2 separate regions of the Mus musculus genome follow, and region 1 is linked to region 2. The links are chromatin loops, found by intact Hi-C in ENCODE. Cell type or tissue: left cerebral cortex. All regions are shown on one strand. Links, peaks and the distances in the headings refer to the core of each region. The heading gives the core; the rest is flanking DNA.

The links. Hi-C counts contacts between places; a loop is a spot of excess contacts. Peaks named below come from ENCODE experiments on the same cell type or tissue, not always from the same donor. Only the 100,000 strongest peaks of a DNase experiment are listed, where the experiment ranks them.
Region 1: a loop joins it to region 2, with 2.4 times the contacts of the local background. A loop is called at or near these places in 2 of 42 quality-filtered maps.

What each region holds. Positions count from the first base shown.
Region 1 is chr13:59,201,982-59,217,996 of GRCm38, forward strand. Gm34558 (a long non-coding RNA gene) reads right to left here and starts at 14,580. Exons shown (of 4, transcript XR_003950535.1): 1 at 14,566-14,580; 2 at 13,135-13,171. It overlaps Gm34354 (a long non-coding RNA gene), which reads left to right. Exons shown (of 6, transcript XR_382523.2): 6 at 1-1,820. In left cerebral cortex, for the core only: CTCF peaks have their summits at 9,070 (motif pointing left), 10,320 and 10,541; DNase peaks (open chromatin) are centred at 9,074, 9,767, 10,468, 11,441 and 1 more place; H3K27ac peaks cover 3,443 bases.
Region 2 is chr13:59,282,102-59,298,116 of GRCm38, forward strand. No RefSeq gene overlaps it. Among named protein-coding and RNA genes, the nearest start is that of Gm34672, 35 kb to the left of the region's middle. In left cerebral cortex, for the core only: CTCF peaks have their summits at 7,244 and 9,956; a DNase peak (open chromatin) is centred at 7,207.

The sequences.
Region 1 (16,015 bases), core at 4,955-12,954, 78 kb before region 2:
CAAAGAGAGGGCATGGAGTTGAGTCCAGAAGTCACCTAGAAGAAATTCAGACTCAGGACTGCTTGCTTGTGATTTATTTCTACCCGAAGTTCCCAGTTGCTATTAAAATAATGTCAAGGACATAATGATGGCTCTAATAAGACGTCAATCGTGGTCCTGATGATGGGCTGGTGCCTGAAGTAATGAGACATCAGGGAAAAGCACATCGTGTGCTCTCCTGCACCGTTAAAGGGACTCTGGGCAAATGGAGACTTCACTACAATTTCCCTCAGATGCGCCAGACATTTGCTCTTTGGCTAAAAGCTCTCCAGTTAGCAGAATCAGAACTGAAACTCCCACACCTGAGGAAAGAAGAGAGCGCCCACAGATCCTGCTTTCAAGCGGGTTACCACCGATGCTCACCACCATTAACAAGGTGGCTATCCAGAAGGGAAGCAGGGCTCTGAGTGTGTACCTAGCAGACAGTCATAAAGGACAAAGTGCTCGACAGACAACTCTACTCCACTCCTAACTAAATCCCCAAGGGGACCTCTTTGCATTCCATTACCAGGTTTTTCCTGATTCCACCTACATCTAATTAAGTCCTTAAAAGTCACTTTGGAGACCTAAACTACAGGTCTGCATGGGGACCTCTTTAGTGTGAGCTCCCATTGCTATCCATCCCTCTGCCCGGAGCTATGATAAAAGCTATCTCAAAATGCACCCTTCTCCAGGTCATTTGTTTCTCTTTGCTGGGAACTTGCAGTTGAGTGACACTGTTCCACCACTCAGCGTATGTCTGAAACAGCCGAGAAAGTCCCAGTGCTGTGGGTTGTGGACCCCCACAGGATACGTTTACCGAGTGTCAATTCACTCTACCGGCTTCCCTCGTCAGCTATGTGAAGAGAACATTCTCCCTGCCCCTTACAAACTGTTTGGATTTAGTTATTGTCTTCTCTTCCTTAAGTAAATAAAAAGGTGAAGGAAACCATAGAGGGCACTGGATCCCCCCAAAGCCAGAAGGGTCAGAAAGGAAAAGCTTGCAAGATTGAAAACTAGATTTGATGCTACCTTTTCTATAGCACCCTCTGGTGCCCCTGTGAGCACCTCTCCCTTCACCACCATCACCTTGGCCCAGGGTGTTTTCAAAAGGTTAAGAGACGTATACATGCAAGTTCAGATATCTGGCAGATAACAGGACCACAGCTTCGATGGGGTTTTAGATTATTAATTTCATCTACTTTCCAAGCAGATTTAGAAGAGGACTTGTGACCATTGCTGACGTTTTGAGGGTAACGTGGGAGATTATTTTTCTACACTGATTTACAAAGCCCATGCTGGATTCATGCCCCCTACATCTTTAATTAATAAGATGTCAACCTTCCAGAGATACCGGAAGGAATTTCATAGGCCAGAGGGAGGGGAAGCATAGAACGTCACTGGAGTAACCGTAAGGCAAGACGTCTAAGGGGAAATTGTTCTAATCCTGGTGACAAGATGGGTTGCCTCCACTTATCAAGATCAGCTTAGGAATGGGCCCCTGACATCATTGTAACTGACTTTCTGAGAATACAGGGCCCCAAAGCTTGGGTGCTATCAGGTGGGACCCGATCTCTCTGATTCTCAGAACAACTTACAACAACAACAACAGCTACTACTACAGAAATAAACGTGGCTCTTGCCCAGTAGAAACGTAGGCAGAGTTTGCTGTATTTTCCCTTTTGAATTTCAGAGTTGCCGTTATGACATGTGGCGAAGCTCAAGAGTGGAGCTCTATGCTTCTTTAATACCATGCTTTAGACATCAACAGGAATGCTCAGAATAAAGGCTTGTTTTCCGTCTGTGTCATTGCTGCACACGGCTCTATGACCAGGTATTGATACCTGGATGTGAGAGTAAGCTGTGTCCATCATCCTAAAGGTCTAGCATTGCACTCTGACCTGTTAACTCTGCCAACATCCTCACCTCCCTGCTGTCCTTTGTCCTGCCTCTCATCAAAAGACATTGTGAAGAACTGTATTAGACTACACAGATGAGAAGGGGGCTGTGGCGCTGACCTCTTGACCTCTGACCTCTTGACATACAGTATCAGTCTTAGATTGCTCTTGCTCAGCCTGAGAGCAAACTTCTAATCTGCATAATCTACACTTGGGTCTTAAAGCAATGAATGGAGGTGTATTGCAGACAATCCAGCCACACGATGCCAAACTGACAGCTGGGACTCCTCTCTGACTTCTTAGAGTGCGGAGCATGAGCCGTGGCGTGACAGCCACGAGGAACACAACCTTTAAGTCAGATGGGACAGACACTAGATTTTGTCTGTCCACTTCCTAGCTGTTCTCCGCTAAGGATTCTGGGCTTAGTCATCTTCACTCGAAAATTAAGAATGATACATTACTGAGTTGTTTAAAGTTAGACAAATCAATGTGTGTGATGTCCTTATCACCCAGAAGTCACAGGTCCTAAGCAAGTAGGAGCAGAGAATGGGAGTGGCTTCATCTGGCCATGTTGCATCTGTAGCCTGGGTGACTTGGTGCCCCTGAGGTAGCCATGGGAAGACCAGAAGCAGCCAGGTCTTGTGAGCAGTGATCACATCCAGTTGCTCTTGACCTGGGCCCTGTAGCATCATGTGGACCAAGAGTATCATCTCACAGTCAATGAGCAACTGGATATGTTGTGCTGCTCTCATTGCAATATTCTCTCCACCCACCCCATCTCCCATTCTGGGCTGTGGGTGTTGACAGGCTAAGAGTTTCCCTCTGAGGAAAGATGTGCTGTACGTAGCCTTCCTGAGCCCCAGCTGGTGCTAACAGACCTAAGAATGAGCCAAATGACAAAGTCTACTGGAAACCCTGAATCCAGCTGCACGCCCAGATGTGCACATTACCTGATGCCAAGCCATTTCAAGGGCTTGAGCAACATGTAGGTCCAGGCTTGCTGTTCTGCAGCCAAAGCTTGGATGCCATTCTAGAAGTTCGCAACTGAGTTCATTAGGAACTGAAACTCCTCCTTTGAGGATTCCCTCCTAGACAGTGGCATCTCTACCATGCCCTACCTGCTGCAGGAAATGGCTAACAAGCTCAGCCTGGGGTTGGGACAGACTAGTCTAGTTAGAATCCGCCAGGACACACTCAACAGCCATCTGGAAGAAGGGAGTTAGACCAGCCAGCCTAAGCACAGAGACTCTGGTCTTCCTGTTGAGGCCATTGAACTCTGAAAGTATTGGAGATGAAAGGCAGAAAGTCAAAGCTTGGAGGGACTTCCATCTAAGCTGGAAGAGCATAAGCGACCACGAGTACTTGCTTATTTTCTTCAACTTACAGTGAGGGTAAGTGGAGACATCCCTCACCGGAGGTTGGGTTCTAGGCTCTGCAACCCACCCGTCATTCAGCCCACACTCTCCATCACCTCCTGAGAGGGATACTTCCTTCCCCACTGCTTTACGACATCCCGGGCCCAGTCCTACCTGCAAGAATCAGAGTTTGACATCAACATCACCCACCCCAGAGGTCATAAACACCACAGACTGCATAAGGTCCTGCTTTCCAGCAACTACAACTTTGCTTCCAAACACAACACTGTTCCCATGGGAACAATAGGCGGTCCTGGGCTCTAACACAGATTGGTAGATGATTGTGATGACTTGATTGTCAACTTGATTAGATTGGAAAGTGCCTAGAATATTGATAAAGCACACTTCTGGGCATGCCCTATAGGTGTTTAGAAGGACAGTTAACTAAAATGGGAAGGCTTGTGCCACCAGACAGGATGGAGGTGGCACAGGGTGGCACAGAAGGGTGAAAAGGGGTAAGCCAATAGAGCAGGGCTCACTCTCTGTCTCTCTGTGTCTCTGTTTCTGTCTCTCTGTCTCTCTCTGCCTCTCTGCCTCTGTCTCTGTCTCTGTCTCTGTCTCTCTCTCCCTCTCCCTCTCCCTCTCCCTCTCCCTCTCCCTCTCCCTCTCCCTCTCCCTCTCCCTCTCCCCCTCCCCTTCCCCTCCCCTTCTCCTTCTTGGCTACTATGAAGTGATCATCTCTGCCCAGCACACCATCCCCACCAGAACAGGCTGAGACAAGGACACAGAATACAGTTTCCCGTCTAGGCCATTTCACTGAGGTGTCTGGTCATAAAAATAGCAAGTTCTGACTAATAGAGTGACCACCATGCTTAAGCCATGTGCACACCAGCATATGAAATCCAAGCATCTAAGATAGTTTTAGAGTACACTGCAGGCTGGGGTTAAAAATGCAAGAGAGAACGTCAAGTCTTCCCTTTTATATCCACCCTAGCATGTTCCTCCTCTGCCCTGTAATAAGGGCAGGTACAAGAGAAACATGAATGGCATCTACTGTAGCCTGTTCCCTCAGGGCCAAGCCATGTACCTTCCCCAAACCCAGCTGTGCTCACAGATGCAGAGGCAAGGTCTCAGTCTGAGGAAGAGGAGAGGCACACAGCTGGGTTAGGGAAAGCCTGCTGTTCCTCTGCACAAGGGGACTTCCTTTCATGTGGCTGTTCTGCATTTAAGGGATAAAAGCTTAATTTTAAGGAAATATTAGCAGTCATTGTGGTTTTTACATAATGGCCAAACGTCGTCAGAAGAAAGAACTTGTTAGAAATTATGAGTGTCTGCAATGCTCCAATGGCCTGCAGAGCTCCAGGCCCTGCACAGCCCCATGGCCCTTCTCTTTGAGATCACTGCTAATCGCTGGGCCTTTCTCTTATCCAGCAGTCCACCTTTCCAGAGCTGCAGTCTTTATGGTGCTTGGGCAGGGCACTAACACCTGCCTTGGTTTCTAATGCTCTTTTTGAGTAAGCACCAAGGACCTGTGCTATGCCTGGTGAAGGTTGCTTGCACTCAGTTGCTATAAAGACTAATAAAATATAATTAATTAATTAATATAATAAAATATAATTAATACAAATATAAGTATTTTTGTCCAAATGCCATCCTATGCCCACACCCATGGCCACAATACCAGTGTTCCCCAGTTTGTGACTGCAGAGCCTCCTGAGGGCTCTACATCGACCTATGGCAAGACAGAGTCCACGTTTGGAGGAGCTCTTCATTCTGTAATTTGTCACATTTTACAGCAAGCAAGGGAAATGATCATATGCATATCCCAAGGGGACATGGAGCCAAGGGGACAAGTACCCTGAGATGGCAGTGTGTCAGCGTTTTTGAGGAACAGGAAGGAGACTGGGCAGGTAGGCCAGTGTGAGCAAGGGACACAGGAGAGAGAGGAGAGGGAACATCAGAATGCTAGGTGCCTTATCTGTGTCTGGAATATTCCCCAAAGGCCATGTTGAAGGCTTAGTCCCCGGCTCTGTGAAATTGAGGTAATGGGACCTTTAAGACATTAGGTATCTAGGGTGTGTCCTTCAAGAGACTGGGGTCCCCTCTCCTCCTTGCTCTCCATTTTATCTCCCACCAGGATGTGGGTGGGGTCTAGCTATCCACTCATTGTGATGAGCTACTTTGTCAAAACAATTGACACAAACCATGCCATTAACACTTAAAACTCTACACCACACTAACTTTTCTCCTTAGGCTGACTGTTCCAGGTATTGTTTGTTTGTTTGTTTGTTTGTTTGTTTGTTTGTTTGTTTTTAATGAAAACTGGCTAACATGACAGCCTCCAGGTCCAGGTCCTGGAGGCTGTGCATCGTGGAGGAGCTGAGCAGAGGAGCCATGCAGCTGAGTCCAGAAAGAAACAGGATCTCTATAACAGTGTTGCAAATAAGCTCCAGGGACACGATGGTGTGGGCAGGAAAGGGTTGATTCAGCAGATCTGGGCTGCTCAATTTAAACAAAGGCTAGAAGGTGATATTAACAGCCCCTCCCAATACCACACACACACATGCATGCACACATGCACACACATGACACTGCACAGACAGACAAACATACACACATGTACACAATACACATGTACACACCCATATACACATATACACATCTATGCGCATACATGCATACACATGTATACATGCATAAACATGTACACATGCACACATGCACAGGCACACATACACAATATACACATACACATTCATATGTACACACCCATATACATACATATACATCTATGCACATACATGCATACACATGTGTACATACATAAACAGGTACACACATGCACATGCACACACATACACTCACTCTGGAGAAAACAGAACACCAGTGCATGAAAGGGTGATGCCTCACAGACCATTGTTTTATCAAACCCCTAGAGTATTTCTGTTGAAATTTTTTTTTTGTTTTGTTTTGTTTTTTTTGTTTTCTGTTTTTTTTCCATTTTTATTAGGTATTTAACTCATTTACATTTCCAATGCTATACCAAAAGTCCCCCATATCCACCGACCCCCACTCCCCTGCCCGCCCACTCCCCCTTTTTGGCCCTGGTGTTCCCCTGTACTGGGGCATATAAAGTTTGCAAGTCCAATGGGCCTCTCTTTCCAGTGATGGCCGACTAGGCCATCTTTTGATATATATGCAGCTAGAGTCAAGAGCTCCGGGGTACTGGTTAGTTCATAATGTTGTTCCACCTATAGGGTTGCAGATCCCTTTAGCTCCTTGGCAACTTTCTTCTGTTGAAATTTTTAAAAAATGTATTGGTTAGGGAAAGGTACTTTCCACTCATGAAAACTAGTACAGGCCAGAATCTCTCTGTTTGATGGGGGAGCCTGGACTAGTCTGTCAGTGAAACCTTTCTCTTTCCTCTGGAGAAGAGATTCTTGGAAAACTAAATAAGGCATGAAAGGGGGAAAGCTCAAGCCTTCTCCTTCCTCTTTGGCATGGTCCCGCTCATCTGCTAGGTACAAGTAACACTGTGAGGCTTGGGTGTAGGAAGAGCCTCTTTCACTTAGCACTGTCTCTGGCCTCACCTCCTCTGCACAGGCACTGGTGACCTCACCCTCTTCCCAAATGGATAAATGAGATGGTCATCTAAAGAGGGTCAGGAATTCTGAAGTTGCCCCTGATAAAGAAAGCGAGAATGTCTTTATACTCAGGGTCATTGTATGTAATTCCTCACCAGGAAGTGAGACAACAGCTGCGGGGGGTGGGGGTGGGGGAGTGGGGGGGTGGGGGCGGTATATAAGTAAAATGTACCTTTATGTAGACATAAACAAAATGCAGGGATAGTTCTGTGGCATTCATTCCATAGATGTGTCAGGAGGCTCACACACATACACACATACTCTTACACTCACATTCACTCATACACACACACACACACACACACTGAGCACACACATTCTCACACTCACATTCATACTCATGCACACAGCACACACATAGCACAATACAGCACACACACTCACACACACACACTGAACACACACATTCTCACTCTTACACTCACATTCACACTCACGCACACATACACACTCACACACACACACACACACTGAACACACACATTCTCACTCTTACACTCACATTCACACTCATGCACACAGCATAGACACATCTTTGATAGGAGCATGACCCGGGGCAGCTGACCTCCAAGTGTCTGAGCAGAAAGTTCACATGACATATATCTGGCAGGCACCATGTAGTGAGCACCATGCAACAGGCACCCACTGAATGCTCGCACTCCCTTTGTCTGTACCCTGTGTATTAATACACAGTATCGGTGTAGCCAGAGGGAGAAAGCAAAGTAACTGAGGAGCCTCACCCTGGGTAACGGGAGGCACTTTTAAAGTGTGCTCTTGCACTTACAGAATCTAACTAAAAACGCCCAGACTTTCCTAATCCTGCTCTGACTTTGCCCCATCATTCCGTTTCTGTGGTCCTGCTCTGCTACATGGTGGCTTATGGCCAGTGAAGTGTTTACCAATAGGGGCCGTTTCTCATGCCCCCTAATCTCGCTCAATAACGAACTAACCTCTGCGGGCAACACGATATCCTTCGCTCTGCAGGCATCTCAGCGCACTTTTGACAACTCCCAGGAAGCTCTGTAAATGTGTGAAGAATGAACCACTAGAACGGCCTGCAAAGAAAGAGTGCTTTGGAGACACGGAAAGGAGAGGGTGAAGGAAGCTTCAGAATGTGAGCACAAAGGAGACCTAGGGGAACCCAGCCACTGGCAGCCTGGGGCGGAACAGGCTGCAGGTCTCTTTGGAGGGTGTTATCTATTGTCTATCCATATAAGGTGGATATCTGTGCCAAACAATGTCTCTAACATAATTTCAACCTCTTGTAATGTATTTCATTACCCAATAGTCTAAACCTTAGTACCCCTGTGGTAGGCAAGTTTTCGTGTGGCTTCTAATATGCCACAGCCTTGCCATCCGCTGGGTACCGTGTGAACTTCCTTCCAGGAGTTGAGAGCTGTCATCGTCTTGGGCTTTGGAAGGAGTCACAGGGCAGTTGATGGGGATTTGCCTCCTCTAATTCAAATACTGAGAAAACGGCTACTCAGGAATTTTTGAGACATTTGAATGGAGAGCTTGCGAGTGTATTTTAGTATTTTGTTTTCTTAAGGGCACACAGACAAGCCCTTTGTGGATGTTCTTTCTGTGTCTCTGTGTGACACACACTTCAAAGGCTCCCTCTTCAAAAGCTACATTGTGTGTGGGACGGGGACCGGGATGCAGCAGACAGGAGAACATCTGTGTGGCACCCAGGCAAAGCAGCTCTCCCCAGCACTGTCATAAGGGCCAGGTAAGGGTCTTACAAACAGCGAGTGCCAAGGAGTTTGCAGAGTCTGCAGCCTCCTGAGGTCCTTTAGCCTCTCTCTTAGTTCCTCTATCATATTCCAGAACAATATCTCTGATAGGAGTGCGAGTTAGCCCAGGAGGGAACCTTCATGCAGAGGGTAAGGTGGCACAAGCCATTTAAGAACAAGTAAAAGAGGCATTTTCTGGAACTCTGAGTCTCCATCCAGGCAAAGGTAGGTTTTGTCTGTGTCAAATGCCACTTCCCACAGCTGGAACCCAAACTCTTAAATTCTAACTCGTGAACTCAGAAAGAGGGGCCTGAGAGATGGCTTAGAGGTTAAGAGCACTGGCTGCTCTTGCATAGGACCAAAGTGCCTTTTCTAGCACCCAGATGGCAGCTCAGGACTATATGTAACTCTAATTCCAGGGGATCCGACGCCCTCTTCTGGCCTCCGTGGGTACCTCAAGTGCACATGTTGCACAGGGCTGCATGTAGGCAAAACACTCAAACACACAAAATAAAAATAAAGGAAAAAACTCAAAGATGTGAACTGCTTAAAAACACTGCTCATCTTAGGCGAGTGTTACACTCCTTAGATGTAAGCTCTCCCAGGATCCTTCACTTCCTGTGTTCTTGTAAGCTCTCCCAGGATCCTTCACTTCCTGCGTTCTTGTATGCTCTCCCAGAATCCTTCACTTCCCGTGTTCTTGTATGCTCTCCCAGCATCCTTCCCTTCCTGTGTTCTTGTAAGCTCTCCCAGGATCCTTCACTTCCTGCGTTCTTGTATGCTCTCCCAGAATCCTTCACTTCCCGTGTTCTTGTATGCTCTCCCAGCATCCTTCCCTTCCTGTGTTCTTGTAAGCTCTCCCAGGATCCTTCACTTCCTGCGTTCTTGCATGCTCTTCAGGACCCTTCACTTCCTGTGTTCTTGTAAGCTCTCCCAGGATTCTTCACTTCGTGCGTTCTTGTCTAGAACTTCACTAGTGCACATTGAGACCTCGTTGCCTGGAATATTTTTAAAGTGTTCTTTGGATCATGTTCATCATGAACACACAAATCTCTGTGGAGGAAATATCATACTTATTCCAAAGTCATACCCTCTATTCCTAAAGATTTAAAAATAAAAAGGGACAAAATCCAGCAACAGATTCTATTCTGGCCTCTTTGGCATGGAAATCTAGAGGAAAGTTGGTGGGAAATATATTCCCTTGCTCTGTGTGGGACATGGAAGTGGGTATTTACTGAAACGTACAGGCAGCTAAAGTCCTGCCTGGAAATGAATAATGACATGAGCCATGACTTACACTTCTGAAATCCATAAATTGTATTTATAGTTGAACACTTTATCAAGACAGCTAATGGCAATCCAATAAGCAGATAAAGGAAGTAAGAAACAGCGGGGCTGGAGCAGAGTCAGACTTGCAGATGTACAGAATCCTAAAAATGCCTCATCAAATATCTTCTGGACAATGATGGCAGGCAGACCCCAGATGGGGGCTGGCACAAAGCATGAGGGCAAAGGTCACTTGGGCCAGTAGCCCCTCAGTAATGATGGCGCACTTACCGCCTCCAGTTGTATGACTGCTAGAATATGTCTTTGATAGGAGGAGATGTAGAGCAATATAGGCAGGAGAAATATTTCTGCCTCTAGGAGGTTTTAAAAAAGAAAATCTAGGACAAGAAACGGAGCTCTTGGGGGGAACGCTGTGCCCAGGCTGCACAGAGCACATTTTCAGACGGTGACTGAAATAGAAAGCCGAGCGAGCGAGAGAGCGACTGCTGCTCTCCTCAGCCTTGCCAGCGACTGAGGCTGACAGACTCCCTCAGAACAGCATCTGTCATGTTGCGACTGCCTGCATTGGGGACAGGTGCAGTTCCAAGCACCTTCTGAGGCATCCCCTCTCGAGGTCCTCTCTAAAGTCTTCCTCTGCTGGACTCTTGTGAGCACAGCAAGATGAGGAACACGGTCTCAGATGCCCTGTCTTCATTGCCGGAAACACAAACCGCCCACAGCATGCAGTGGGAAGCTTCGTCACATTGAGTCTGGTCTCTAGATTCGTGCTGAGCAGGGGGGTAAGGAGCAAATGCATCCATCCTGCATCTCTGGTCCACTGTGGAAGGCATCCCTGACCAGGTCTGACATGATAAGACTGCTACCCTAGGAAGCCAATCCAAAACTAATCACGGGTGCCTGCCTGAACCCTTGTTTTACTAATCTAGACAGAGGCCCAAGAACTTCAAAACTCATTGATCCAGCACACATAGCTCACATCCACAGGAGTCACGTGGTAGACATGTCCACAAGGACCACGCAAAGCAAACAGAGTTTAGTTAACATAACCGTCTTCTTTTGTACGAATTGAATTATTCTAGGGGGACAAAAATCTAAAAACATGCAGACAAGAAGTAATTTTTAGCAGATTTGATGTAATTGGTCATAAATAGAAAGCACTTTGTGTTTGCAGTTAAACCTGAACAGTTTCTAATTCTTGCTGAGGCAGGGAGAGGGGTCGGGTGGGGTGGGGTTGTGTGAGTGGCTGGAATTGTCTGCGCTTCGAATTCTTTATCTGTGAGAGAAAGAAAGCATAACACAGCTCATGGTAGATGTAGTGTGTGACATTCACATGCAGAGTGGCTTTAATGCACGACACTCCTGGTATGTGGCGACCATGATGCATGTCTGGGCTGTGTGATGGCTGTAATTATTAGAAGTCACCTGTAGCAGATTCTCACAATATGAAATACAGTCAGTTAGCAGGAACTATAATCAGGTTTAATATAGCCGGACAGTACACACTGAAACAGACGACGTTTGCTCTGTGCACAGCACAATGCTTTTCCCGATCCTGCTGTGGACGAATTTGCTTTGCTCTTTAGTGATACCTCCTAGATTCCTCACACTGTGCTAATGGCATTTTTGTTTTTTACAGCGTAATTCTCAAAACTGCCAGAAAACTTAGTCTATCACCCTCCTCACTTCAGAGGTAAATAACTTGAAATGTGGTGAGGTAGAGTAAATTACCACTGGCCAATACGGTCATCAACAGCTGCTTCGTTTATTACAATAGCACTGTCCACATTCACAACCCTCATGCTTTTACTAAATAAGCCTGGACTCTTATGTCCCTGAGCTAAGGGCTGGGAGCAAGGCAAGAAGGAAAAAAAAAATGCTCACATTCCTGCTTCAGGGAGGAGATGGTCCTGCAGATAACCCAGCCACTGGACAACTATGATGGAAAAGGAACACTCAGATGAAAGATGGCAGGTTTCAACTGACACCTCACCAAATACCGTATTTAGTTGACAACTATGCACATGAAAGTGCCTTTTCTGCCTCATGGTATAGGAAATCAAATATTAAAGTACAGTAGTGTTTAGAGCTGTGAAGATGACCGAAACCTAGGCACAGACATGCTCACCATGGGCGATGGGTGGAGCTGTAACCCGAGAGGAACGAACACATGCAAAACTAATGGCGTCGTGCTCTGGAGAAGCAGCGCACGCTTAACACTAAACATGAAGTTATGTTATGTGCTTCTCTTGTCTGCTTCTCCAGAGCATGCCGCCTAACACTAAACATGAACTCTCCTAAAGATTAAAGACAAAACAGCCCCGAAAAGCGGACATAATCAAAACACCACAGCCACCAATCAAGTTCTCTTGTGTTTACCGGAAGGTATGGAACTCTGTCCATAAAACCCAGCTCGTGTATGCTCATCACAGGGCTATTCATAACTGCCGGAACCCAGAAGCAGCCAGCACACCCTTCAGGAGGCACGTGGTTAAATAGGCTATGGTGAAGTCAAACAATGGAATATTACTAGCATAAAAAGGAATGAGCTATCGAGCCATCCAAAGATATGGGTGACTCATGAATGCTTCCTACGGAAAGAAAAGAAACTGATTTGATAAAAACACATGGCGTTTGAGCCCAGATCTAAGACACTGTAAGATGGAAAAACCATGGATGGAGAAGAAGGATCGGTGGCTCTCAGCAGGAGCAGGGAGAATGTAGGGCGGACAGAACAGATACGGTCACTAAGCGAGGGGAACGCTTCTGTTTAATGGTGTAACGGTACAGACATGCTATCATGTATTTTCTCAAACCCATATCACATGCAGCACCAGGAAAGAGCCCCGGTGTGAGTTCTGAACTTCAGATGAAATGGCGATATAGGCTTATGATATAGGATTATTGATAATCACACCAATGCCATTGGGAGCAATTGTCCCTGCTCGGCTGGGGGTGCATGGGAATGCTCTACACCTTCTGCTCAGTAATGATGTGGAACACGTGAAGGATTCTGCAGGAAACTTGCTGTCTCGAGGAATCATAAACAGTTTATAGAAAGTTTCAGATCATTATTCTAAAATCTGATAGATGAGTGGTGAGATTATCAATTATGCTAAATGCCATAGCTCTCAGTAACCAGACGGACAATACAGGCTTGATGAGAGCAATTGACAAGACCCACTGGACGCTGTTGCCGTACCTGGTGATCAGTACATTTGCGTGAAGTGGTCTCAGATCTGGAAAAATAAAACACAGGAAGACAGTAAGTTCTCCCCTGGTGACAAAAACACAATGAAGCCATGGTAAAGGTTTCCAATAAACAGCCAGGATTCTGTGACATCTGCCGTTCACTTGAAGGCAGGAGAATAACTGGAAATACCTTTGTGTTGGGGAGGAAATCTTGGTGTCTCTTAAACACAGATCCATTGCTTTCAGCATTCAGTGACAGCTTGCTCTCTCCATTAAAAAAATAAATAAACAAGAGCACTGGACAATACCAAGATTCAGTCATTTTAAACCTACAGAAGATCAAGCAAGGAAAGGAGCCCACCCTCCGAGGAAAGGCTGGGGGAGAAAGGAAAGGAGAACTGTATATAGTAGGGGTGACTGCCAATGTGCTGCTAATGGCTGAGGGCACACATCCAGGGAAGAGGACTAAGCCACAGGCCTATAGCGTCTCACATCACAGCAAAGGCTGGGATCTAGATTTCAGTCCCGCTACTCGTAGCTGGAAGACTTCTGTAAGTTTCTGGATCTCTTCACAATGCAATATTCTCATCTGTAAGGTAGGAGTGTCTCCCTGACATTGTATATGAAGACGATACTATCTCAGTGCCCGACGTATTGCAGCCAGTTGACTAATATTAGTTTTATTTCATTTTGAATGAGACAAGTAGGTTTTATCAGTCTAATCATTTCTATTTTTATTAAAAAACATACAATATATTTTGATAGTGTTTTGCATTCCCCCAACACCTCCCAGATTGACCTCATCTCCCTACCCACACCAGAGTTGTTTGTTTTCTCCAATCCTCTCAAAAAGGAAAAAAAACCCTGAAAAACAAAAAATGAAACAAGACACACACAAAGAGAGAGAGAGAGACAGAGACAGAGAGATGCCCAAACCATAAAAATAAAACTCAGAACCAACCAATATGACGACAAACACAACAAAAAGAAGTCAAAACAAAGTAAAAAAAAGTCCCCAGAAATAACACTGAGTTGGTTTTGTGTTGATCAGCTACTCCAGGTCATGGGGCATGCCCTGAGTCATGATTAGTATAACCAGGATCACTCCATAAGAGAAAGCAGATCTCCCCTCTTCTAGCAGGTATCAACTGCAAATAGCTTCTTGCTTAGGGGTGGGACCTTGTGGCCACTCCCCCCTCCCAGCACTGAGTTGGACAGGTGCAGGCCCTGTGCATACTGCCACAGTGTCTGTGAGTTCCTACGTGTGTGCGACCTGTGCCGTCTGGAAGACACTGTTTCCATGGAGTCATCTGTCACCTCTGGATTGACAGCCTTTCTCTCTTCCTCTCTTCCTCTTCCTTGTCCCCATAGATCCTAGCCCAGAGGGAAAGGGTTTGATAAAGGCGTCCCGTTTAGAACTGAATGCCCCAGCATCACTCACTCTCTGTCCATTGTCCAGTTGTGGGTCTCTGTGTCATTTCCCATCTACTGCAGGACGACGAAGCATCTCTGGTGATGGCTGAGGGAAGGAAGCCCTGACCTCTGGGTGCAGCAGCCTGTCATTAGAAGTCATTTTATTGCTTTGTTCTGTTAGCAGCACAATGGTATTAGGTTTTCCCTCTGTGTAAGTGTTTCTTTACACAGAAAACCTGTTTGTCTTTAGTGTCTATTAGATTGCCACAGATTTAAGAAAACACTCGAAGGAAATCAGAATTCCTTGGTCAGGTGCCAAGCAGCCGACAAAGCAAAGACAGTCGTCTGTGGTACGGTGGTTTCTCAATCATTCAGTCACGCCCTTCAACCTGAGGAGTTCAATTCTGGTTTCAGGTGACCCACTGAGCTGTGCTGAAGTCTTCATCCCATGGTACATTGTCCCTGTGCAGCAAGGTGGACAACTATGTTGTGCAAAGCCAGGATAGCTGGACTATACCTCCTCCTGGCCACCAGGTTACACAGGACCATGGGACCTGTCATCAGTCACCTCACAGAACATGAGAGCTGCACACAAAGTACAAGACATGACCCCTTCAGTCATTCTCTATACTACCTGTGATGGTTTGTCTATGCTTAGCCCAGGGAGTGGCACTATTAGGAGGTGTGGTCTTGTTGGAGTGGGTGTGACCTTGTTGGAGTGGGTGTGGCCTTGTTGGAGTGGGTGTGGCCTTGTTGAAGTGGGTGTGGCCTTGTTGGAGTGGGTGTGGCCTTGTTGTAATAGGTGTGTCACTGTGGGCATGGGCTTTAATGCCCTAGTCCTAGCTGCTTGAAAGCCAGTATTCTGTTACCAGCCTTTCGATGAAGGAGAGCCTCTCAAGCTCCTCCTGCACCATGCCTGCCTGGATGCTGCCATGTTCCTGCCTTGATGATAATGGACCGAACCTCTGAACCTGTAAGCCTTCCCCAATTAAATGTTTTCCTTTAGAAGAGTTGCCTTGGTCATGGTGTCTGTTCAGAGCAGTAAAACCTTAAGACACTACCTCAGCCAAGTTTCTGGAACAACTTGAACCTTCAAGCTCCTCCTCCCTATAAACGCTGCAGAGGATGTTGACTTGATCAATATCCCAAGTGTCTGAGCAGGAATCAGATGGTCCACTTGAGCTGAATTATAGAAAAGATATCAATAAAGTAATTAGCCATAGGAGACAAGTATATGGACCCAGAAAGGACTGCCGTTAGAGCCTGGACTCACATGAGAGGAGAGGCAGCACCAGAATCCAGAGAGGACTTGTTTAGCAAAGAGCACACAGGACTGAACTCCTGTCAATTGACTGCCTCCCCATAGTCTGACTTTGTTAAATTAATGGGAACCCTGGAGTAGAGGCTTGTTGACATAGTTCACGTAGGTGAGCATGGATGGAGACAGGGCCTTGAGAGAGAGATGGGAGGTGGCGTGG
Region 2 (16,015 bases), core at 2,659-10,658:
CAGTGATTTCCCCTGTCAATAAAAGTGCAAAACTATTACCCAAAGAATAAGATACCCAGGTATGCACACAAGGTTAAAACGTGATCAGATATGTAATGCCCTGACGGTGGTTACTATCTGAAAATTGCCAAATGCAGTTCTCAGATCAACAGAAAGGGAAGATGGGCCGAACCCCTGCTGACTGACATAGGAAGGCTTTCTGGTCGTGCTTGTTACCTGAGGTGATTTAGAGCAAGTTGCTGGAAGGTAGGGGGAGGACAGAAGCTCTCTGCTCTCAGCACAGGTATCTGTACAATGCCTACAGCACGCACCATGTGCAGTGCTTGGGATAGTGACTTTGTTTTTTCTGTGACGAGGCACAGAGCAAGCAAGAGTGACACTTTCTCTTATCACAAGAAAAATGTAAGACACAGAATTAAAAGGAAGACAGAGATGTGCCATTATTCCGATGAGAGAATAGTGTATGAATACCACCCCCAGCATCCACAGATGAACTGTTGTAATTAATAGTCAAATACAGTAAACCATTAGCCGGGTGTGGTGGCGCACGCCTTTAATCCCAACACTCGGGAGGCAGAGGCAGGCAGATTTCTGAGTTTGAGGCCAGCCTGGTCTACAGAGTGAGTTCCAGGACAGCCAGGGCTATACAGAGAAACCCTGTCTCGAAAAAACAAAACAAAACAAACAAACAAAAAACCCATGCTAGATCAATATAAAAATGCACTATACAGCCTATGATCCCACATGGGACGTCTGCAGACATGAGTCGCAGCACAGAGATCTTCAAGTTTAAATCAAAACAAAACACACTAAATGTTCATCAGAATCACTGAAATAGACTCAAAATGAGTGTGTGAAATGCCGGCCTCGATTTGAAGCAGTAGGGTTGAGCGTGCCCGGCTCTGGAGATTTAAATGTACACAGTGACACTGAAAACCCGCTTAATGGCATCTACAGCTAAGCACATTGCTTCTCAGTGAACCAGGAGTTCCTACCTCTGTGTATACACCACAGAAGCACACATATGTGCAGTCCCAAATCTCCTGTACAAATGCTCATGACAGCAACATTTGCAGCAGCCAAAACCTGGCAATAACTCACTTGTCTGGCACCAATATAACAAACAGAAAGTTTGTGTGCATTGATGAATCAGAATATTATAAAACTGAGGACAGCCACCCAGATGTACATAGATTAATGGGACAAATAAAACGAGGGGTTGTATTTGACAGTGATAACGACAAATGATATATTTTATATCATAGACAAGCTATACCCATAAATCTTCTATCATGACATTGGTGTAAAGTTTTTTTTCTTTAATTTAGTTTCTTTTTTACTTATTCACTTAACATCCTGCTCACTGCCCTGCTCCTGGTCATGCCTCCCACAATCCTTCCTCCCCTCCCCTCCCCCCTTCCCTTTCTCCTCTAAGCATGTGAGGGATCCCTGGATATCCACTGGCACTTCAAGTCTCTTCGAGGCTAGTCATGAACAGCTATCCCAAAAGCTGTTGCCTGTATGTGGGATATGTTCTTCTAGCTGGGCTGCCTTGTCTGGTCTCAGTGGGAGAGGAAGCGCCCAGCCTCGTAGAGACTTGTGTCAAGTTTTTAAAAGGCAAAAGAAATCTATGGTAATGGAAGTCAGATTAGGGATCACGTTTAGAAGCGAGAGTTTTGAGATGTAGTGAAACCTCTCTGCACAAGGAGAGCACCATATGGCTTCATTTGCATGGTGCTTAACTGTACACTTATCTGTAATTTTATGAATTCCCACTATCTAATTCAACAATCAGGCTAGCCATTCCTGGGCCTGGAGAGGCTGCTCGGCAGTTAAAAGCACCTGCTGTTCTTGAAGATGACCAGAATTCTGTTCCCGGTACGCATACTGGACAGCTCATAACCTCTTGTAACTTAAGCTCCAGGGGAATTCAACATGATCTTTTGGCCTCTGTGGGTGCACACGCAAACACACACACACACACACACACACACAATTTTTAAAAATAATTCTTTAAAAAGATTCCACAAAGTATGGCCAGTCTGGCCTCGTGGGTAGCAAAGGAAGACCTGCCCAGAGACAAGGAAGGAGATAACATATGTGCTCCACGCTGAAAGCAGCAGTCCCCTCTGGTCACGTGAGAAGCAATATCCCATCTAGTGTTTCTCAGCCACTGCTAGCTCTTAGCCTCAAATATTTTATCCATCTGAACAGTTCTTGGAGGTGCATAGGCCAGACCAGCATGAGACAATTGCCAGGAGGTTAAGAAAAACCACCATCCTACAGTGCGGCTGGTTACTTAAGGGCCATTTTCAACATCTTTGGTTTAGAGAATATCAGAACTGCAGTCACACATTTACAAAAGGAATTTCTGAAATATCAGTGGGCCAGGAGCTGACTGAACACAGGTCTTTGTGCTTTTGGTTGCATGGAGGAGTTGTCCTCATGCCCCTGAAGAATCATTGCTAGAGTATAAATCAAGATTCAAAGCCCTTCTGGGTCCATGTCACCTGTTGTTGGCCCTACAGGGTTTTAGCTGAATGAGAATTGCCTCCATTGGCTTAGTCACCAAGGAGCGACTATATTCAAAAGGATTAGAAGGATTAGGAAGTGTACTTTACTGGATAGGTGTGGCCTTCCTTGTTAGGGGAACTGTGCCAGTGGGAGTGACTTTGAGCTTTAAAATGCCCACATGAAGTCCAATGTCTGTCTGTCTGTCTGTCTGTTTCACTCAGCTACTTCTCTAAAGCCATGCTTCCCACCATGATGATCTTGGAAGTAGTCACTAAGCCAATGGAGGCAATTCTCATTCAAACCACCACAACACTCAACCACAGAAAATGAAAATTAAAAAAAAAAAAAAACAACTAAGCATAAAATCAAAATTGTTCTGCACTGGGCATCTGATAACACACACACACACACACACAAAATACTTTGTTCATAGAATTAAAGGGCAGAAACCCTCAATTCCTGGGCACTTAACTCTCAGTAAAACCTACTATTCTATTCTGTCACTAGAAATGCCAGTGACCTTACACAGAAGAAGAGCATCAGACAGAACAAGCCAGAAAGGTCCTCCTGTAGGACCAACGACAGGTGACATGGACCCAGAAGGGCTTTGAATCTTGATTTATACTCTAGCAATGATTCTTCAGGGGCATGAGGACAACTCCTCCATGCAACCAAAAGCACAAAGACCTGTGTTCAGTCAGCTCCTGGCCCACTGATATTTCAGAAATTCCTTTTGTAAATGTGTGACTGCAGTTCTGATATTCTCTAAACCAAAGATGTTGAAAATGGCCCTTAAGTAACCAGCCGCACTGTAGGATGGTGGTTTTTCTTAACCTCCTGGCAATTGTCTCATGCTGGTCTGGCCTATGCACCTCCAAGGCCATCTCACAGTCTTTCAGAACAGTAATTTGTTTACTGACATCTCCCATTTTTTTCATGTTCCAGGAATAAGAACGGAGTATTGGGTGTGGGAGGTAAGGCCTTGTCCTGAGAGCCGGGGAGCCATCTGAAGGTCCTGACCTACGAGAAGCATGTCCTGGCCTGTAAACATGTCAGAATAACATTAGCCGTATATTTACAAAGCCTGCCCTGAGTGGGCCCATTATGCCCAGCCTAATGGAATTGCATTCCTCTAAGTGCTTTTTAAGTTGTGTAGACAGCACTGCCAATATCCCTGCAGGGAACTCGGATGCTTGCCGTAAATAGCGAGGCAGGCCTCCCAGGGCGATCCCAGGTTGCCTTGGGATCTACTGAAAGGAGGCTCTGGTCCTGTGCATCCTCGCTCACAATGCTGTCCATCTGATTGAGCCTCTGATACCCAAACTCATTCAGCTTTCCTAAAACTGAGAACAAAATTACACGCCATCCTCCGAGTGACTCTCGTGGACCCCATGCCAAGATCCCTTGTCCCGCCCTGTCCCAGCCCTGCATGTCCTGTCTATTCCTTCAACATCTTACAAAAAGGAACAGAGTTAGAGATGTAAACAAAAATGCCAAACGTTCAAGGCCCAGCAATGTCACTGCACAACGGAGAAAACCCAGCTGTGAGGAATTGGGCAGGCCACCAAGTAACGGTTCACACGGTGAGGCAGAACCAGCAATGGGTGGGATGTAAACCATGCTGGTCTGTTGTATGGGGCTGCACTCCTTCCTCTGGTGCGCAGTAGGCCAACAGAACTCAAGGCTCATTAGGACCATGCTATCCTCACCTAGTTTAAGAGGACTCGGTTGAAGACTCCTACTTTAGGCCGCCATCTTCCACTCCCCTGAGGGAACTCCCACCTCACCTCACTGAAGAAGAACTATCTGAAGACATGACATTCAGCTGGTGTGCTATGGCCCAAATCAGCGACTTACGGAAGCATTCTAACCCATTAAAGATAAAAAATATCATTACCTTCTATTTGTTTTTCCTTAGCTGTTTCAATTTTTGAAAGTCGTTCATTTTGAACATTCTGTTTTGTAACAAGCCAATTATTCAACTGAAATCATCCACTTTCATTAAAACCAGCAGGGCTTCCAAGAAGTGATAATGGACTTAATTTTTCTCCTAAATATAAATTCATGTGTATGCATACATATGTATAGATTCATAATGTGATATTCATGCATAGTATTTACACGTCGTATATATGTGCACACACACACACACGCACACACTGGTCAACAATTTCAAACACAACAGTCTTTTAAGTTTAGGCACAAAAATGTTAATTAATATCCTAGCAGGGTTTAACCTGGAAATATTCCTAGCAAGTTTTTATTGATAGAATAGATTTGTATTTTGCTGAGCATACTCGTGAGTTAAAAATAATAATAATTCTAATTTATACAACTTGAACTTCTATTTAGCTCCTGAATTCTTAGCTATGACTTGTAATAGAGTGTTATAATATCATAAAGCTTCTATAGATGCCAGACAAAAATATGTATTAAAAACATTGGAAGGAGGAAAGATGGATGAGATTAAAAGTAATTAAGGAAAGGTTTCAGAGTTTCTTGAGAATCTCCAAAGTCTAAAGAAAAAATTCACAGCAAGAAACAGCCCAGTATACAATTAAATCAACCATGAGATTTGGTTTCATAATCAGATGTAAACTTAAAGAATAAGCACATGGGCATGCGCACACGCGCGCACACACACACACACACACACACACACACAGAGAGAGAGAGAATAACACACTTCCTCTGTACCTTCTCTCAGATTTATCTTATCTATCTCCTAGCCTATAGAAATATATGCATTCATATACATATGGATATATATCCAATGCTTTTTATTTTCTTTCCTTAAAGTTATACAAAAACACCGTTTCAATGTATTTTTAAAATTCAATAAAAGCCAAATTTCAAACTTTAGATGAACCTGGATCTAGGCCTCAGATCAGTGCTGGCATACACTGTTGCTGAACTTCAGGGGAAAGACAAAGACAGTTTATATCCAACCCACAACAAACCACACGTGTTTCCCTGGTGCCAATCCACAAGACACAACCCACCCCGATGCAACCAGAGAAGCCCTACTTATTAATGAATGCTTTTATCGATGTTTCCTCGTGCGGCAACTCAATCAAAAAGGCAGCATAAAAATAAATTAGCTGAGGATGTGAGGTCTTATTTTACAAATGATAGCACTCAAAAGGTTTAATGTCTGCCACGCAGACTAAGACCGCTGGGGTCTCCCTGCCCTGAGGGAGCAATTTCTGTCCATACAGGAGCTTGCTGATATAGTGAGGTATTTACTAGACCCTTCACGTTCCAACTCAGGATGTAAGACACATATCCACAAACCACACAGCAACGGAATCTACCCCATGGCATGCAGCAAACGCACTTATTTTAAGTAGTTACCATGGGGATCCATCAAGAGCATAACACCTGGTGCATCTACAGAATGCTGTGACCCAACACTATGAGCAGCTACACGAGCCATGTTGCCACACACACACTTTGACAGCTGTATACTGAACACTGCTGTGTCTTTGGCATCTGCCGGGGCCACGAACATCTTTTTGCCCACAGACAAGGGAAACCAGGAGTGTTAATCATGCAGGAGTATCTCCTTAAATGAGGAAGAACCTGTTTTCCACCCAGAACGCTAGGAGTGGATATTGTTAATGACCTGGAGACCTTTTGCTATTTGTAGAGGCAGACTTCACCCAAGCACTCCAGACTTTTCCATCCCAGACGTTCCCTCCCATGGCCTTTAGCTCTCAGGCAATAGAGCATATCTTTAGCAGGGGATGTCACATATAATCCACAGCCTGCTGACCTCTGTGCTGTCCCTGTCAGAGACCCCGCTAGAGTCTAAGCCTTTGAGCTCTAGAATACATCTTCATGTTCACATGTACTTTGTAAAGGGGTTTCTATGTAGCCATGCCTTAAGCTTTATTGTGCACCTGGAATTGGAATGAGTGTTGCCTGGAAACTTTTCCCCCAATTCTATTGTTTAAATATGCCGCCAATAAACTGCCAGGCATCGGACTCTTTAGATGTTTGATTCAGTTTGATGAAGTCAAGTCGAACCGAGTTTTCTTTTCTTTTCTTTTTTTTTTTTATTCCCTCAGTGACTTCTGCAGGGACCCTCTCAGGCATCTCTTTCCAAATGTACCTATTAGATCATACACACTGAGCCCTCAGAGGGTATCTAGGTGCAGATGCCAAAGGACCCTGTGAGACACACTCGATGGTTCTGAATGTTCAATGTCCCTCCCATAACTGGGCACACCTACCTCGGTACTTCCTCACCTAGAACTAAGGATCCAAACTGAGATGTACTAGATTTAAAAAAAAGAAAGCCTGACATTTGCTCTCTCTCTCTCTCTCTCTCTCTCTCTCTCTCTCAACCTCTTTCTGCCACTTCCTCCCACTAGGCAAATTGTTGTTCCTTCCTCTGGGGGTCCACAGAGGTTCCTGCCTCCTCTTCCGAAGATGTACTGAATTGCTAACTCCTTGTATTCATTTCATAAGTTTGCTATGCACCAGTGCTCAGCCCTTTAACACAAGGGCAGTAGGTTTAATAGCGTGAATAGACTCAGAAGACCACAAAAGACCACAGAAGACTAAACTGGGCAAAAGAACAGAGTCCCAAAGGAAGACTACACGCACACGCACATCTTTGATGCCACGGATGTGGGGTGAGTGGTTAACCAGTCTGGAAGATGTGGGCTCAGTGTCTCCCCAGAACAGGCTGCCAACCTAGAACACCAGTGCCCTCCCATGGACAAGCTGCAAAGACCGGTAAAGCACAGCCCTCAGCCCTGAGGCTCATCACCCCACCCTGAAGTGAGGATGTCACGGTGTCTTCCCCACCTGCAGAAAGATCTGCTCCTGCTTCGCTCTTCACTCCTGACACCGCGGAGGACCGCTTCTTCCAGCTGCTTCCAGCCCGGTCAAGCATAAATCTCAGTACAACTCGAGTCATGAACGGAAGTATCATTTACCGATTAGTAAGACTCATTTCCTGGGGCTGAGGAGACGGCTCTCGGTGGGAAAGTGTTTGCTTAACAAAAGCATGAGGACCAGAGTTCAAATCTCCCCACACCCTTAAAGCCAAGTGTTAACAGCACTTGCCTGTCACCTCAAGGTGCCAGACTAAACTCAATGTCAAGATTTGGGTTCAGTGCGGAAACCCTGTCTCAAAAACTAAGGTGGAGAGCTATAGAGTACGCTGCATGAGACCAGCCTCACAATACTGGGCATGGTTCAGAGCAGTGTGTTGGGGAGAGGGGTGTAAGCCTGAAAGACAAACTTAAGTTACTAGACTCATGCACATTATGTTAACTAATGCTCTGGATAACTCTGAATACATGGGTGACAGTGTGTTCTGATATGTTACATTCAAAAGATCGGCTCCTTCACTCTGCTTGTAGCGCAATGGCTACAGCAGAGGGAAGCCTTCATTAAGGGGCTCCCTGTCTCCTAGTGCCTGTCACACAGGGGCACGAATTTGAGAGACTGGGAGCCAGGCTGCCTTTCCAGACCTTGAGATCAATCTGATTGTTAAGCCACTTTCTTTGCGTTCTGACAATCTAAGGTAAGTCTTGATCCTTAATGAACAAAAGAGGAAGCATTCAAGAACCCTCGTGTTTCTCTTTACCTGTGAAAGGCTCGTCTTCATGGTGTAAGTACAAACAGCGTCACTCCTTGCATCCAAGCTTAGCTTAGTTCCCAGCCCTGGTACAGCACAGAAACCCATCCCAGCAATACAGCAGCTAACATCTTTCCTATGATCTTTTAAAGCAGGACCAAGGGAAGCCAGTGCAGCCCAGAAATGAAGTAGGTGAAGTTGTGGTGGTCAAAGCCGGCCATGCTAGTCACACGTCATTGTTAACACTGTCTTTGGTGTCTTCACTCTTACAGGGCCTGGTAGAAGAAGCCCCTAGTGGAGGCCAGAATGTTTAACTTCAGGATTAGAGAGGCCCTGGGAGAAAGCCCCTCCACACAGCTTGGAGGGTGAGCTTTATGTCCTATGAAGACTAACACCAAGAGAATTCTGTGAACTGCCGATTCTCATCCATGTGCTCTCTGTTCCACACAGAGCACACACTTGGAATGGTCCCCATAGGGAAAACAGACCAGTTAGGAGCTGAAAAGTAGCCAGGTTCCTGTTGAAGATCTGTAATCCCAGTTGTTTAGAAGGCTGAGGCAGAAGGATCCTAAGTTCAAGGCTGGCCTAGGCAGATCAGTAAAACCCACTCTCAAAGAAAGAAGTAAAGGCGGGGCCGGGCCAGGCATTGTCACAGCCAACTGTTTTTGATGCTTGATAGCAAGAGAGAAAGAAAGAAAGAAAGAAAGAAAGAAAGAAAGAAAGAAAGAAAGAAAGAAAGAAAGAGAGAAAGAAAGAGAGAAAGAGAGATAGAGAAGTAGGAAGGAAGGAAAGAAAGAAAGAGAGAGAGAGAGAAAGAAAAAGGAAGAGAGAGAAAGGAAGAGAGAAAGAGAGAGTAAGGAAGAGAGAGAGAAAGGAAGAGAGAGAAAGGAAGAGAGAAAGGAAGAAAGATGGGAGGGAGGGAGAGAGGGAGGGGGAGGGGGACTGGGAGAGAGAGAAAGAGAGAGGTGGATACAGAAATGAAGAGAGAAAAGGAAAAAGAAGGAGGTGAGGAAGGATCGCCAGGTATGGCGGGAAATCTACCTTACAAACCAGTTGCGTGCTGAAAGCTCAGAGGTGTGCATCTTTTCCTTGAAGGTCTTATTCTGCATGGCAATATTTCCCATCAGAAAAATACTGGAGGACCCCAGTAAACATTGTTATGAAGATAAACAACCAGCAACTAAAGGGTTGTGTTCCCCCAACACCAGGCCACCCTGACACCAGCGCTCTTCCTCGCCCACACAATGCCCTCCTAGGACGCCACCTACCCTGCCAGCTGGCCAAGGCTTGTGGATTTCATTATCCCCTGAGTATGATTCCCTCTCATGTGCACCTTGTTGTTGGTCGTTTTCATCTGTAGACAGTATCGAACTCCCTTCCTGTTGCCAACCCTGCCACCACTGATCTATGGCATCCTAAATACATGCCAGTCTCCACAGTCTGGGGCCAGTGAGGAGACAGAGTGCTGCTACTCGCAGGATCTTGGCTTACATGTCCCAGTTAAAAGCCAAGAAAAACCAGAAAAAAAAAAAAAGTCAGTCTCAACTAACACAAAATCGCCCCTCAAATGAGGCGCAATTGTCACCTGCATCTCATAAGGGAGGTGTGTGCTAGGTGATTCTCACAAGAAAAGAAAAGAAAAAAAGAACAGATTCTCCATGCCCCTGTCCTTGTAAAGAGCCTCTAAAGGCCCCCCATGGAGACCCAACCCCCCCCACCAACTCATCCTCTGCCTCACTACTAACTGCAGTTCCAGTCTGCTGCTCTTTGAGAGAGAACACACAGGAGTTCCAATCCCAGCAACCACATGGTGGCTCCTTGGTATTGGTGTTGGTATTTTCATTGAGTAATAATGGGTATTGTGAATGCACAGGAAGGAAGGGGGCAGAATAGACAGACATTTCTCTTCCCCCCAAGGTGGTGCTACGGGCAGCCATTTGCTGCTGCTCCAGAGCTGCCCACTGCGATGGAAACAATGCTTAGTTCTATGTTTTGGGGGTTTGCTTTTTAAAAAATATATAAATCCAACTCTAGATCTACAGACCCCTCAGCCAGGCATGGGGTGGCACATGCCTTTAATCCCACAATTTGAGAGGCAGAGGCTGGTGGATCTCTGTGAGTTTGAGGCCAGCCTGGTCTACAGAGTGAGTTCCAAGCTAACCAGAGAGAGAAACCCTGTCTGAAAGGAAGGAAGGAAGGAAGGAAGGAAGGAAGGGAGGGAGGGAGGGAGGGAGGGAGGGAGGGAGGGAGGGAGGGAGGGAGGGAGGGAGAGAGGGGGAGAGGGAGAGGGAGGGGGAGAGGGAGAGGGAGGGGGAGGGGGAGAGGGAGAGGGAGGGAGGGAGGGAGAGAGAGAGAGAGAGAGAGAGAGAGAGAGAGAGAGAGAGAGAGAGAGAGAAAGAATATCTTTCTGATTTGAAGTCGGGAAAACACTTAGATGCACAGTCGTTTCAGCTTGTGTGTATCTTGTATGTAGGCTAGGTTATGTACCTAGCTAAGGTGCATACCATCTAAAACCTTTGCTTTAATAACCAGACCCCTCTGCTGACCAGCCACACCAGATCGCTCTTCTTTACCCACTGTCTACCTCATTCTCTTTTGTCTTCAGGATTAATCAGTGAAAGAGAACATTGCCAGAGGCCTGAGGAGGAAGGGTGGGAGAAGGGAGTGTGTCTTGGCTCTCTCTGTTCGGCAGGACCAAGGTTAACCTAGACTTGGATTTGGTATTGGGTCCATTTTTTTTGTTTTGTTTTGTTACTTTTTTTTAGTAAGAAAGTATACATTCCAACAGGAATCTGCTACCTCAGCAAAAAGCTGCTTATCTCCCGCAGCTGCCACAGCTGCCTGCCAAGCTTCAGGGGCTCGGGGTCAGTGATTACCATCTCGGTTCTGACACATTGACATCAGCAACAAGCTAACCTTGAAGCCAGAGCTGAGTCACTCCTAACAGATGTTAATTGGATCGCTCTGTCTGACCCCTCCTGGGGTCTGGCTTTTGTCTTCATCACTGTATTAAGCCAGTGAGAGCCTTCCTGAAGCTCTGAAATGCTCTGCTAAGACTGATCGATCCTGTATCTAAAATTGAGCAGATAACCCAAGTGTATTTTGGTAAACTTTTAACCCACTTCCCAAGGCATTTGTCTGTCCACCAAGTAAGAAACCAGAAATGCATGCTTCTTATCTCATAGAGAGCTCTCCTTTGCTTCCCATGAATAATTACTGCTTTAGAAGCAATGTAACACACTCTGTCCATTTTGCATTTATGTTAGCTGGCTTCTGAAAGAATGAGGACCATTGTAATTGGAAAAGAAAAATAGTGACACTCCCTCTCTTAGGAAATTTAGGACTGGGAGAGTTTGGAAGACAAAACAAGATATGGAAAAAAAAGAGTTAAAAAAAAACCTGATATATTTAAATAGACAAATGACCCCAAAAAGACATCCCCCCCCCCAGGCAGATATGCAACGGTTGACTTATGCATGAGGTAATGTTCTGTGCGATGTGATTTCATCTTACCTGGTCAGAATGTCTCCAGTGGGAATAAACATTGTCAGGTCCTGGAGAGAATATGGATACGGAGAAAAGAAAACTACACTACACTGTTGGCAGGAACATAAATTAATCCTCCCTTTGCAGAGAACACTGTAGAAAATCCCAACGAAATTGAAAATAGACTTACCTGGCCTATCAACCTCCTTGCTGGTTATTTATTCGAAAGAAAAGAAACTGGTGTTTCAAAAGGACCCCTGTTACAACTGTTTCCTGCAGACCTGAGAAATGGAATCAACTAAGACTTCTCCTGGGACAGCAGAATACTACACAGTTGTTAAAAAGGGAACGATCCTGTCAATTCAACATCCGGGTGGAACTGTTTAACCTATGTTGAAGGAAATGAGTCATGGACAGAAGCAAACACCACATGATTTCACTCTCATATGGAAACTGAGACAATCAAGTTGATACAGCCAGAGAGTCAACAGTGGAGTCTAGAAGCCAAGAAAGGGAGAGGCTGTTCAATGTGAACACAGTCACGGCCCACTTGAAAGAGTCCACACCAGCCTTCTGTTGCTCAGGCTGTGATTTAGATTGACACAGGTGGATTGAGTGACCCAAAATTACTAGAGGAGAGGGTCTGGGGGTGCACTCATCACATGGAAGTGATAAAGACTTGGAATGTTGGGTAACCTGTTGTGCGTTGATCAACACACAACCTATGAGTGTGATAGAGCACCAGGCCACCGCCTGTGAAGATGCCCCATGAAGTCCATTAATGCTCTAACTTAGAGCTACAGATATGGAAGCCATTGATGAAAGCCACTATCCTGTGCAGTGCTGTACTGAGAAGATCGAGGCTCAGTGGTCAGGTGGGGCTGGACTCAAAGCCCTGACACCCAGCTTGGGAGTACGTGACGACCAAGTTATTAGACAGAGCTGAAGATGACCGTTCTGAGTTCAATGAGGCCCGGACTCCTTGGTCAGAACAACTCCAAATAGAGCTATTCCTTCAGGCAGACAGACAGATCCCAGAGTTACACTGACCTGCAAAGCTCTCATTCCAAGCTTCCATCCCGACGGTGCCCTCCAAGTCAAATAGTAGTGAGCTTCATAGAAGTGACTTCTTTCTCAGTGCTGGAAGCTTTCCACAGTGCGGTAGAGGCATGTTGGCACTACCCTGTGCACAGATGGGAAAATATGATAAAGATTAAAAAAAAAAAGAATCACTAAGCTAATATTCAGTGGACATGTTAATATGGAAAGGGGGAATTCTCAGGGGTAAAGAACCACAAACAACCAATGAGTACTGGGAAAATGAGAGCTACCCTTTCCCAAGGATAAGCCCCTCATTGGTTGTCCAAAACAAAGTGGTCATCCTGAAACCATACATATACATGTACAAACACATATGCATACACAGATACACACACATATATGGTATTTATATGATATATATGTGTGTGTATATGTGATATAGTATACATTTTTATATATGTACACATATAGTATATATATGATGTATATATGGTATGTATATGGTATATATGTAGTATATGTATGTATATGTATATATCATGTGAGATATGTATATATCTCCAAATAGAGCTATTCCTTCAGGCAGACAGACAGATCCCAGAGTTACACTGACCATATATATGTGTGTGTATATATGGTGGCACTTATACATATTTGTACATGCATACATATGCACACATATGTAACAATAATAGTCAAAGAAAAGGAAGCTATCTTAGTCATCATTATAGAAGCTTCCTCCAGCAGCAGCCGAAAATGGATGCAGAGACCCACAGCCAGAGGTTATTCAGAGAGTAAGACTAAACAGGAGGTCTCCATGACATTCCTCCCCCAAGAGCTCAGGGAATCCCATGAAGAGGAGGCAGAAAGAGTGTAAAAGCAAGAAGGGGTAGAGGACACCGGGAGACAAGCCTTCTAAGTCAATGAGCAAAGATTGTATGACCTCACAGAGGCGGAGGCCGCATGCATACTGCCTGCCAGCTTCCGTACTAGGTCCTCTGCGTATGTGTTAGAGCTTTCAGCTTGGTATCTATGTTTATAGGACTTCTGAGTGTGAGAACTAGCAGGTCTCTGCTCTTAGGAATCCTTTCCTGCTGTTGGCTCGCCTGTTCCAACTCCCATGTGATGGTTTTGTTTTACCTTATTGTATTTTATTTTGTTGTGTTTGGTTATTAGCTCTCAGAAGCCAGTTCTTTTCTGCTGAGAAAGAAAATGGGAGTGGATAGGAAGGGGAGGAGGTGGGAGGAACTTGGAGTAGGGGGAGGGGAGACTATAATCAGGATATATCCTATGAGAAAATAATCTCTTCAATAAGAGAAAAAATAATTTTAATGACAAAAATGAAAAAAAGTAGTCTATCCACTTGAGAGTGGGGTGACATGGAAGGTTTGAGAGAGAGAGAGTCTGAGAGTAGCAGGAGGAGTGAACGTGGAAGAAAAAGTGAGGTAATTCTATTTCTATTATAAACATATTTAAATGTATTAATTAAAAGAATGGCTAAGCAATCAGAGTTTCCTGGAATATGTAAGTTCACTTGGAGTCAAGGATTTGGTTGATGGAGTAAGAAACAAGGTTCACCTACAGCCAAGCAGGAAAGCTGTCAGCAAGGTCTAGAAAGTTCTAGAAGGGTCCTCTAACTATTCTGATCTAAAGAAACGTCGGGATGTCTCCTCCAGCTGCTGTGTTGCTGCCCACGATAGAACAGAGAGGCCTGTGGGAAAATTCACCCCCTAAAGTTCATGTGCACCTGTCTACTCCTCCCAGTCACCCCACACTCTCCACTCCCTATCCACTTTCTGTTTGCTGAGCCCCAAAACTCTCTGAACATGAGGGGTTCTTCTCCTTCCCATGTCACAGCTGCAAAACTGAAATACCACATCTGCTTCTGATGAGTCATAGAAAATGCAAAACTCCATCAAAACATCACTCAGTCCACAAATGTCAGGAGGAGTGACCAGCTATCACTTTCTTGAGAAGGGACAAAGGTGACAAGGATGTAGTTTCCAGGCAAGGGGCCCCGAGAGAAAGGGTGGCTGTGGAGGGACCGACTGTGGAGAGCAAACTTGCTTCTGTGTCATTTTGTCCTCAGGTAGCTCCTGCCTGCAGCCGGGGCTGGTAACAGAGGCTGAACTCGGATTTGGTTCAGGAAGGTTTTCGGAGTGTTTGTGTTTATTTAGTTTTGGGTTTGGCTTTAGCTTTTGTTTGAGTGCCTCTGCAAACACGGTGCATCTGGCAGCAAAGATTTATGAACTAGTTTTTCTTGGGTGTTCATTTATTTTTCCTGGGGCTGGATGCTTTCTTACTACATGCTAGTATTGATAACCTGGTAGCTTGGGTGACAAGGGGTGGAGTCTAAGTCCTGTCAGTTGCCTCAATTCCCTCTACCAATTACCCAAAAGAAGAGGGGATCGATCGTTCTGGCTCTCTCATTCGGAGGCTTCCCATCTGTGGTCAGGGGTCCCAATTCTTTGGGCCTGAGTGAAACAAAATATGACATGGGAAAGGGGACACTATTCACCTCATGCTACACAAGAAGCAGGCATGCTCCAGCTAGTGGCCTTCTGTCAGCATCACCTCTTATACCATCTGGGTCCCAGACTATTGGGGTGCTGTCCATATCCAGTGTGAGTTTTCCCCTGATAATTGTCTGAAGATGCCTTCATGGCAAACCCAGGAGTGAATTTGATCTCCTAGGTGTCTTTAAATACAGCTAACTTTTCAATCAAGCTAACTTTGAAGGTTAGGTCTCACTTAGCTAGTTGGCAATCTGATAGACAGACAGACCTCAGTCAGCTATGGCTCAGTCTACTGGAGAAGGGTCTCTCTTTTGGGGTCATGTTTATTCCCTAAGTCAAGACATTGTTGCAGTTTAAAATCTGTCACGTTTCCCTTGATATTCAGAATAGTTCCAGTGAGCTTTAGGAAGAGACTGGGTGTGGACTTGGATCATGGAATGTATTGCTAACAGCCTGAAATCTCCCACTCAGCTAACTGCAAACCCAGTTTTTAGGGTTCTCCATTGACCTCTCCCATAGCCTTTAAGGGCACTGGTCAGTCTGCCCACTAACTTTAGAGCTAGGACACCTGGTTCTTGTCAAATATCCTGCAAGCTGTTGGCATGAGAACATCAGGAGAGTTGGGTAAATTAACATAACAAAAGTAGGCAAGTTTGGCTGTCTATCAAGTTTGGTTGTCTATCAGCCATGGTGGTTGTTTGAGGGATCAACAGAGAATCTGGTGAGAAATGTTGACTGGACCAGGTATGAGAAATTCCCACATTCTTCTATCCACATTCATTAGTCAAAACACAGGTACATGTCAAAATGTCCAGGGACCAACGAGGCTGAGGAAGTATTCATATATCGTAGGCCCCGGGGGAAG